Regions from separate parts of the Homo sapiens genome. Here regions 1 and 3 are each linked to region 2. Evidence: chromatin contacts called from ENCODE Hi-C or POLR2A ChIA-PET data. All regions are on one chromosome and are shown on one strand. The core of a region is the stretch at or near the end of the contact, and the rest is flanking DNA. Distances in the headings are between cores, read along the strand shown.

What was found. A loop is a pair of places that touch in the nucleus more often than their neighbours do. ChIA-PET counts read pairs that join two places held with the same protein, here RNA polymerase II (POLR2A). Pooled maps may share reads with other maps.
Region 1: a loop to region 2 is called in a map of ascending aorta, with 2.3 times the contacts of the local background. The contact joins two enhancer-like sites. A Hi-C loop is called at or near these places in 3 of 168 maps with a recorded cell type or tissue (ascending aorta, endothelial cell of hepatic sinusoid and endothelial cell of umbilical vein) and 4 of 50 pooled maps.
Region 3: a map of heart left ventricle shows a loop between it and region 2 (2.2-fold over the local background). The contact joins two enhancer-like sites. A Hi-C loop is called at or near these places in 3 of 168 maps with a recorded cell type or tissue (aorta, heart left ventricle and psoas muscle), 30 of 37 single-sample maps with no recorded cell type and 10 of 50 pooled maps. POLR2A ChIA-PET finds 5 or more read pairs at or near these places in 9 of 52 experiments (GM10248, H1, HepG2 and 6 more).

The regions. Positions count from the first base shown.
Region 1 is chr2:151,921,988-151,925,532 of GRCh38, forward strand. The region is part of intron 2 of CACNB4 (calcium voltage-gated channel auxiliary subunit beta 4); the gene reads right to left. Among named protein-coding and RNA genes, the nearest start is that of ARL5A, 95 kb to the left of the region's middle. Within about 2 kb of position 1,499, at least 9 of the 41 ENCODE cell types and tissues checked have a DNase peak (open chromatin) inside an H3K27ac peak, as active enhancers do; they include ascending aorta, where a contact is called at or near this core.
Region 2 is chr2:151,877,294-151,880,637 of GRCh38, forward strand. All of the region lies in intron 4 of CACNB4 (calcium voltage-gated channel auxiliary subunit beta 4), which reads right to left. Among named protein-coding and RNA genes, the nearest start is that of ARL5A, 51 kb to the left of the region's middle. Within about 2 kb of position 1,543, at least 3 of the 41 ENCODE cell types and tissues checked have a DNase peak (open chromatin) inside an H3K27ac peak, as active enhancers do; they include ascending aorta, where a contact is called at or near this core.
Region 3 is chr2:151,839,226-151,843,024 of GRCh38, forward strand. It overlaps CACNB4 (calcium voltage-gated channel auxiliary subunit beta 4), which reads right to left. Exons shown (of 14, transcript NM_000726.5): 13 at 2,678-2,863; 14 at 1-154. Among named protein-coding and RNA genes, the nearest start is that of ARL5A, 13 kb to the left of the region's middle. Within about 2 kb of position 1,251, at least 3 of the 41 ENCODE cell types and tissues checked have a DNase peak (open chromatin) inside an H3K27ac peak, as active enhancers do.

The DNA.
Region 1 (3,545 bases), core at 249-2,748, 45 kb after region 2:
CTCAGGTAGTTCTTTATAGCAGTGTGAGAATGGACTAATACAATATTCAAAAAAGTAATGTCAGACTGAGTCATCCTCACAATGCCATCTCTCTTGTTCTCTCTCTTCTGCCTCCCTCTTCCACTCACAAGAACCCAAGTGATTACATAAGACTCACTGGGATAATCCTGTACAATCTCCCCATCTCAAGGTCAACTGATAAGTAAATTTACCTTTTTATTTATTTTATTTTTGAGATGGGGGTCTCCCTCTATTGCCTAGGTTAGAGTCAATGACATGATCATAGCTCATTGCAGCCTCATCCTCCTGGGCTCAAGGGATCTTCTCACCTCTGCATCCTAAGTAACTGGGACTATAGGCGTGTGCTGCCTTGGCTGGCTAATTTTATAATTTTTTGTAGGGATGGAGTCTTGCTGTGTTGCCCAGGCTGGTCTTGAACTCCTGGCCTCAAGCAATCCTGCTGGCTCCACCTCCCAAAGTGCTGGGATTAAAAGCGTGAACTATGATACCCAGTTAATAAGCAACTTTAACTCCCATTTCTCATGAAACCCAACATATTCACAGATTCCAGGGATTAGTATGTGGACATCTTTGGGCAGCCATTGTTCTGCCCAGCATGAGGAGTTTAGATGAAATTTGCCCTGTGTGAGGCAGGGGCTTATATGATTCATGACATTTCCAGTATCAGATCTTTGGCATGTATAGTCTGAAGTTTTCTGACAATCAGAACTTTCCAAAAGATATTTACCAAGACAGTTGCAGTTTGTGGACTCCAGCAGCTGGTAAAACTCACAAATCCTGTTTTCATTCTAATATTTTTTAGACCTTTTGAATTTTGCAAGTCAGTTTCATAAAACATTGAGTTGATTCCTAAAAGATCAAATGTAGTCAATACTGAGCGTTTGTTGATTTTGCCTACTGCAAAAGAACCTCAAGTTGGAATCTCTCTACATTCATATTTGTGAGTCTATGAGGATTGCCAGCTTGTCTTAAGGAACTGTGCTCACTCCCTGCCCAGTTGTGCAATACCCAGAACTCTGAAGAAACAGCAAGGCTGGGCTCATTGCGGACTTGTCTGAATGGGTGTGAGGCAACAGGTGGAACCATGGTGAAATGGAGAGCACATGAAAGTATTTCAGGTAAGCATTATTTTAAGAAATAATAACAACTATGCTCAACCAAACAAAAGCAACTGCAAGTCAGAGTTAGCCTCCAGACTATGTGGTGGCTCCTCCTCCTAGCTATTGCTTCTATTCTGAAACTGGGTCCAACACCTAAACTCCAGAGGACTCCACTACTTTGCTTTTAGACCTCACCTCATTTGCCCTCTCAGTTGCATAGGGCAGGGTGTCCTTAAAGACTCTGCCATCCCATCTTGGTCTTTATTTATGTGCTGGATCTCTCACCTGCTAGCTTGGCTTTCAACACATTGCTGTCTAGACTTGAACTTCCATGCTTTGCTCCCCAGTCTTGGCAGCAGGCCCATGACCCCGTGTAGCCCCTTGCTGAGCACATGACTTGCTGTTATAGAAACTAGGTGCAGGGAGCTGGAGGAAGCCTGGGTGGAGGCCCGGATGGCATCTAGCTGACATTCCATTCTTCAAGTACAAAATATCAGTCTTGGCCAGATAATTTCAGACTGGCCTACAGAATTCTAATGGGAAACGTTTTTGCTAAGCATCAGCCAATAAAAGCTCATTTACAAAATGCAAGAAGAACCATAAGACTAAGGAAACTTGGATTCTATTCCTAACCCTCTTGCAGATTGGCTGGGTAACCCTAGGAAAGTTCCTCACCTCTAAAAATTGATCTGTTTCCTCACGACTAAAATGTGGAAGACTGGGAAATTGTTTCCTGATTTCATGGACCCAACACTAAGTAAAGTAAAATTAAAGCAAGGTAATACTTTCACATACTCAGGCAGTATAATTCGGTAATTTCTAGTAATTCTCCATGAGTTTCCATCTCATCTCCATTCAGAGGGACTGGTTTTTTAATGTGACTCTATGATACATTATATACCTACATAGATACATGCATTTATACATGCATACATACATACGTGCGTGTAATCTATTCTGAAATCTTTTTTTTTTTTTTTTTTTTTTTGAGACAGAGTCTCGCTCTGTCGCCCAGGCTGGAGTGCAGTGGCGCAATCTCGGCTCACTGCTAGCTCCACCTCCCGGGTTCATGCCATTCTCCTGCCTCAACCTCCCGAGTAGCTGGGACTACAGGCGCCCACTACCACTCCCGGCTAATTATTTGTATTTTTAGTAGAGATGGGGTTTCACCGTGTTAGCCAGGATGGTCTTGATCTCCTGACCTCGTGATCTGCCCGCCTCGCCCTCCCAAAGTGTATTCTGAAATCTCTTAAAGTAGATTATAGAAAATTGATTCTGAAATCTCTTACATTGCAGCTATTACTACTATACAATATAATTTATATTGCCACTATATAATATAATTTGTATTATATACATATAATAATATATGGAGGGATCTTCTTACCTCTGCATACTGAGTAGCTGGGACTACAGGTGTGTGCCATCATGGCTGCTATAGTATATATATATAATTACATCATATAATATGTATATATTACACCACCACAGAGAAAAGTTGTAATATGATGAAGGTGAATTACTTATATTAGGAATCCCTAAGAAGCATTCTCAATCCCTGGATGAATAAGAGAAGTTCTGGAATATATTTACCTTAGAAAGTTTTAGGAAGTTTCAGAACAGATTCCACTTTCTGGAATGCCAGACTGGCATTTTTTCAACACAGGGTGTTTATAACACATATGATATCTGTTTTTCATCCTTAGAATTCCAAGCCAACTCCTTTTTGTAACACGGTTGAGGTGTGGTAAGGATAGGTACCCTTTACACATTGTGACAATGATTCTATCGTTTTTTTCAAGGAATCCCACGCAATGCTTCCGGATGAAACTTTCTGACCTATTTAAACAGAGCTGATAATTCCATTTTTATCACCTCTATTATGATATGGATCATATTTGTATTGTACTCAGCTGTTTATTCCTCTGCCTCTCCCACTTATCTGTGATCTCTTTAAGAATATCCATTGGATTTTATTCTTCTTTGTATCCCCAGCACCCAGTGGAGTACCTGGCACATAAAAGCCATTAAACAGTGGTTAGTGAACAAATGACTTAATTAATTGTTAAGGAAAGTTACCTGCACTCTAAGCTACTTGAAGCATTTCTATTATTTTCTGATTTTATAACAGAGAATGAGCAGTAGAAGAATACAGCTATTAGCTAACACATTTTGTATTATTTGGTAGTCACATATCAGAAATAATTCCTTTATATTTGGAGGATGTACGTCCCAATTTCATTTGTACATGTGAAACAATTTCTGAACGTCCTTTAAAAGTAAGGTCCTAAAGTTGAAGTACCATGCTTTTGAAACTGTCTTTCTATGGGTACCAAACCTACAGAGCTGCATTTAAAATCCTATCAAGTTAATGTTTTTGCTGCTGAATGAATTCCATAAGTCACTTATAGGAAAACATCTATC
Region 2 (3,344 bases), core at 293-2,792:
CATCAACAAGTGAGCATGGCTGTGTTTCAATAAAACTTTTCTTTACAAAAAAGAGAGTGGGTCAGACTGGACCTGTGGGCTATAGTTTGTGAATCCCTGGACTAATGTCTGGTCCTAACCTTTGGATTCTTTTGGTCTTTGTCAAGAAGCTCTAACCAATTCTTAAAGAACATATTTTATAAGGATAAATATGCACCAATGTAACTGGAACTCTGGAAGGCAAGACAGATATGTCTGAGATGAAATACATTTAATAGTCCATAATTTGTCAAAAGCTTTCAGTTAAAAATTCCACGATACTATCTGTGGTCTAATCTCACTGGGGAAGAGTCATGATCTTTCAAATATAGATTTGCAAATTAAGGTCCATCTTACTACTTGAAGAAAAAGATGCCTACACTTACAAAGTCTGAGCGTATTATATATTTGTATGTGAAATTTTGCAAATAACTTCCAAATGCTCTGAAGCCCAAGAGGAACTCCAGAATTTCCATTTAAGTTAAGTTCCATGACAAGCAAACTCAAGTCTATGAGAAGGCTTCAACCAGTGTGGGGTGAGAGTCTGTCAATGTGGGCTTATTTGGTGGATTGGCAAAATTGCATTTCTAATTATACATTTGCTGAATTATACAGCAGAAAGCAATTTAGTTCAAGCTCCCTGCCTCAAGGAAAGGTTTCAGCTAGGTCACTTCTACAAAATAGATACCAGCTCTATTGTTTAAACTCTCTGGAGATGATTCTAAAAACTTCCTTTACTGTTTTTATCAGTGTTGGGCAAGATAATTCTCTCCTATTTTGACCCAAAATATATATATTTATAAACATATACTTTTTTCAAAATGTAACAATGATATGTAGTATATTTTGCTGAGCTCATAGAAAAGCGAAATTTATATATATGTCTGTGTGTGTATATATATATATATGATTCTGATACATTATGAAGGAGGAATGGAAGGTTTCATTGAATAATCACACCATGAAGTTCTGGGTAAACTTTAAATTATTCTGAGTAACAGCTTCACACTCATGAGAAATATGTTCTGGTAAGAATTTGGCCTTTGTTATGCACACAGCTTCTCCATGCATACTATATGAGTGGCATAAAGTATGAGATTGCATTGAAATAAATGTAAATTGAGGGCTGGCCATGGTGGCACATTCCTGTAATCCCAGCACTTTTGGAGTCTGAGGTAAGAGGATCAGTTGAGGCCAGGAGTTTGAAATCAGCCAGGGTAACATAGCAAGACCCTGTCTACACACACACACACACACACACACACACACAGTTAGCTGGGTATAGTAGTGCACCTGTAGTCCTAGTGTACTACACAATACTACACCATTAGCTAGCTATACAATTAGTGTAGTGTACTACACAATTAGCTAGTATAGTAGTGTACTACTAATTACCTAGTGTACTACACAATTAGCTAGTGTAGTGCACTATACTAGACTACACAATTAGCTGGGTGTAGTAGTGCACCTGTAGTCCTAGCTACTTGGGAGGCTGAGGCTGAGGTGGGAGGATCACTTGAGCCCAGGAGTTCAAGACAGCAGTGAGCTGTGATTGCATCACTGCACTCCAGCCTGGAAAACAGAGCGAGAACCTGTCTCCAAAAAAATAAAAAAGAAAAGAAAAGAAAAAAATGTGAATTGACCTGATATAAAACCTTGAACAATCTAGGTCTTAGTTGTTTTTCCCCACTTTCCTGTCTTTTAGTATAACAGGCCTAAAATAATAGGTCTGTTTATTTTGGAATTAACAAAGGGCAAAGGGACCCTTTTAGAATCTTGGGTGCATAGGTCTGGAATTTAAATTTTACTGTGTTGAGGACAAAACAGACCATGAGTCATAGTTTCCTAGGGCTTAAGTTACTTCCTGAAATGAAGTGGCATAGCCCACTGGAACACTCATTTGTTAAATGGCACCCAAATGACTTTAAAGGGCTTGCTGAAATGGTTAATTCAACTTCCCAAAATGTTTTAACTTAGTTCTAGGAAACAGCGAAAGCACAGTGAGAATCTGACTCAGGAGGAATGAATTTTTTGAGTTACTAGGGAGAAAGTCACTATGTAAAATCAAGAGCTTAATTTGATCATCATTTGGCTTATGTGACAAGCATAGTTGTAGCTTTTCTCTGCATTTAAGCTTTTTTTTTTTTATTATTGAGAAACTACTTAACATGGTGCATAATAGATGGCCTTCTAAGTGATGGATGAGAGGGAAGGCTATAACTTGATTATAGAAATGTATTCATTTGTGTTGATGTTCTGGGAACTTGTGCCAGCTCTCTACAGAGGTCACCTCGGTGTTGTTCCAACCCTTCTCTATTTGGATTTCCCTAAAATGATTAGCACTTTCTATATCAAAGATGTTTTCTTATCTGATAATTTCAAGACATGAAAACAAGAGGCTCTGGTCCACATAAGATTACCAGCTCAATGTCACATCAAACTGCCAGACTGAAGAGAAAATCACTGATCAACAAGCACATAGCTCAAACAGCAGCCAGGACAAATTGAGACCTTGATACAATGCAGGAAAGCAATCAAATACAAGGTTGGAATGTTGGTGTGAGTGAGTGTGCATGTCACATGTAAGAACATCTCTTACCTTTTCAAGTGGTGCTTCTCCTTGGACACAGTGGGTATTAGCAACTAATGAATATGGCTTGGGCATTTTTGATGGAAATGGTGAGACATAATCAACTTAACCATTCAGATGCCAGGGCACATGTTTCAGGTCAAGAGTTCTTGTCTTCTAGACAAATGTAGACATCCTCACCTCATATACCATCAAGAAAGTAGAGGCCATGGTTGAAGTTGATGGGTCCTCAGTTTCCTATTCCCAAGGCCCTGAAGTGTCTGTGCCTGCACTCATCTTTTCCCTGCATGTCACAATGAATTAGCATTCTTCTTTCTATCAAAGGTCTGTCCCTCCACTAGGGGTCTTGGATCCCACCCTTCTTGGCTACTCAAACACTTTACCCTTTTGCCTTTCTGTTTCCCAGAGCCCTCTGCCCTTTTCTTAGCTGTAAATCTTTCTTTGAATGATTATACACTCTAGTGTTGGTTCCATAGTCAAGGTGCACAGCACTATAGTCTACATGTCTATAATTACAACATCCCCTGTAAACAGTCCCTTCTGGGTAGGTGCCATGACACCAAACTTACATTTTCCAAAGTTGGATCCATATATTTATGGCTCTGCAGTCACAGAAGGGGATTTAAAGGTGCCCAGAGGACCATAGAGGTCTGTCAGAAATCTATGCTATAATTTTAAGGTTGACTGTGATTTAATGTTGTCAGTGTGTGATAATGCAAGCAATGATCTCAGACTT
Region 3 (3,799 bases), core at 1-2,500, 38 kb before region 2:
GGTAATGATCTCGGCTATGCTGAGAACTGGAAGACAAGCGGTTCCTACTCTTCCGAGCCCTTTCATTGTGATAATTTTCATCAGAGGTCATTAGACTTCGTCTTTCAATTGGAGAGTTCTCTGTGGAGTGGTTGCTGTGCCTCATTCGCTGACTCTAAAAATATCAGATAGTTCATTGATTAAATAATGTCAGCTTCATTCATCTAAACATGTAAATGTATGTAAAATCATAGGATCTGTACAATAAGATGCTAAATATCTGACTTAATAAGGCATCCTGATGCACCAATGATCTGCTTAGAATATCTGGTCTTATTTATTTGGGACACAACATGAAAAGATGCCAGAGTGTTGATAGTTTATGAGTTTAATTCCACAGTGCTGAATGACTATGCTTCCTATTACAAATGTAGAATTGAAAGCTAACTGTTAAATGGAACTTAATATATTTAGGAAGTTCTAATAATTCCATTTCTATTGCAAAAATGAAAATTATTTTACTATTGGGAAATAAAGTTCAGAATAGCATTTATTATTTCTCTCTTGAATTGATATAATCTTTCTCCTTCTAAAGTAACACACCTCACCTTGATCTAACTGAATATTCCTTATACCTTTTAAAAACATTTTAATAAAATTATTATTTGTGCTGTTCATAAAATAAAGTGTTTCTGCATCCTACATAAATGTAATAATCTTTCCAAGGGTGTATACAATAATTATGAAGCCAGCTAATTGATACATTTATAAATCTTGCTTCCTCAACTAAAATGTCCTGCAAAATAATCTTCCAATATAAACGAAATTCCTCTAATACCATTAATTGAAATTAGCATCTTAAGATACTTATTTGAAGGCTCAGAAAATGTTATTCAACATTTTTCTCCACTATGAGAAAACATTTATCTACTTGTGTCTACTGGTTTAGGTAGGTCACATCAGTTAAGGCACAGGATCCTGCTGAAACCATGGGCCCAGACACATCTCATCTAAAGTACACTCAGATTCAGGCAGAAGGAAATTCATTTGACAGGTCACAGACTGTGCCTTTAACCTCAGGTGCCTCACAATGAAGTGTCAATTGTTACTGGGAGAAGAAATAGGCCACAGAATAAAGGGCAACACATTAACTCATTAGTGAAACAGGGAGAACCACTCTAGGTGGATGTCTTAGCAGTGATGAGTCAAGATTGTTGTATTCAATATAAAAGTGCAACATTGCATTTCTACGTACATTACAGAAGTGTATTGCTTCATGCATCTATTTCTCATTCTGTAATGTACAATTCAGAGCCAATCCACACTAGTCAATAGTAATGTACACTCAGATCAGCCCATGGGAAGTGAAACAAGGCATGAAATAGTCCTAATGCATGCGTATGTGCTGTACATTACCACAGTACATTTTTCATGTTCATTTCTAGTTTCAAAAGCTATTCATTTGCATGACAGTTTTTCTGCTTACAAAGATGCAATTTTGTAACAGAGTAATACAGCTATAATAGCATTTCAGAGAGTGCCATTTATCTCAGAGTTAACTCTGTATGATCGACAATTAAGACTATCATTATAATCCATTAAAACAAAACTCATCATGATACAAGAGGGCTCAATTGACTACATGTTCCTCAGTTTGCTGCGGGTTTGGCCACATTCCAGCAGCTACTTGATGAATGGTAAATAATAATTGATGTAGAAAGGCAGGCTCATTTTGTACCATAAGGTCTCTGGTTCCCTATCTCTACCTCTGAGTGCAATACCAGAACAGCAGAAGGGAGAACCTCTTGATCCTGTGTTCGTCACCAGCTTCCCTAAAGGACACGTGCCACAGCCACTTACAAAGGTGGGCACCTGCACAGCCCCAAGAAAACTCAGGGATCAGTTACTGTTTCTGAACAGAGCAGCTCTACTTATATCCACATTGTCTTGTGCAAGGTAGAGAGCAGGCCTAGCAACCTGGGTGCGGCAGGATTAATTAAGGGCAGCTGAAAGGCCTATCTGCACCTATATATCTTACTTAGCTATTGTGTAATCCTTAAGAAGTGGCATTAAGAAGTAATGGAGGGGCCAGGAGTGGTGGCTCATGATGGTAATTTCAACATTTTGGGAGGCCAAGGCAGGAAGATTGCTTGAAGCCAGGAGTTTGAGATCATCCTGGGCAACAAAGTGAGACACTGACACTGTCTCTACAATTTTTTTTTTTTAATTATCCATGTGTGTGGTATGTGCCTGTAGTCCCAGCTATTTGGGAGGCTGAGGCAGCAGGACTGCATAAGCCCATGAGTCCAGGAATTTGAGGCTGTAGTGAGCTATGATCATATCACTGCATTCCAGCCTGAACAACAGAGTGAGACTATGTCTCTAAAAAAAAGTAATGGGCAGGTGCATTGAGTAGGCATTACGTTTGCCAGCAGAGTTTAGACATAGGAGGAGTTAATTTACCTAAGTAAAATCCACTGTAAATTCACAGACAGCATAATTCTCAGGAAATTGTCAGTCTCTGGGTAGTTTTCTCTAGGATAGATCATAATTAGATAATATTTAAGATTTTTAAATATAATGTGCACATAGTGTTCCCTCTTCAGATTAAGGATGACTCCAGTCTCCATCCTAATCAAGTTCCCATAGAATTTTACATGTAAGGTTGTAAAAAGCATGAGTGAAAAAGTGACAATACCTGTAACCCAGAAATTGCTGTGGGATATGGTGAGAGTGCCGTGGAGCCCAAATTCCTTCCCAGCAGCGGGGTCATGGGTGTGCTACTGGTTGTGTGGGTGGCACGCCAGTACGCCTCCAGGTACTCCCCTAGATGTTCACATGCATCCTCAAGCTGATTTTCATCCAATATAACATCAAACATTTCCTGTAGATGACAAGAAAATCCACTTTACTTCCATTTTAGGTTTTAGGCAATGAAACCTAAAATTCCACTTAACACAGATAATAGCATTTTTAATAGCTATTAGCTAAAATCAAATTTGAGGTGCTATATGGGCAGTTTCTAAAGTTAGGGTCAAGTGAAGAGTTACACAGTTATCCATGAACGAATGTAGACATTAATATAAAAATGAAAGTGTTCATTCAATATTTGGATCTTTTTTTTTTTTTTTTTTTTTTTTTTTTAAGACGGAGTCTCATTCTGTTGCCCAGGCTGAAATGCAATGGCACGATCTCGGCTCAATGCAACCTCTGTCCACTGAGTTCAAGCAATTCTCCTGCCTCAGCCTCCCAAGTAGCTGGGATTACAGGCGCCTGCCACTGCGTCCAGCTAATTTTTTTGTATTTTTTTTAGAAGAGATGGGGTTTCACCATCTTGGCCAGGCTGGTCTTGAACTCTTGACCTAGTGATCCACCTGCCTTGGCTCCCAAAGTGCTGGGATTACAGGCATGAGCCACAGCGCCCAGCCGGATTTTTCATTATTTAGAAAGAAAAAGATGAAGTAAGTGTAAATGTGTTACAGGTAAAATATGACAAAAACCCACGTGTATTCACATCTTTAGCCATGTATTCCTATAGAGCTGCACTCTACACACTTTGGAATATGAGAGAAGCAAGTTTGTGGCACTGAGAAGGGAGTTCTAGACATGTTTTGGGCAATGACCACATCAATGGAATAAACATTTTTTCTCCTAAGGTAACTATGTTGAAGGGAATAACATTTACTTAGGTAATTTTCAGAATGCTTGTGAAAATAACATTATCTGTTTTATGATAAAACAATAAGGAAAGAAAGTTTAGGATTAATAACAGAAAACCACATGGCAGTGGTTTCTGCTACCACAAGATCATTTTGTGAAA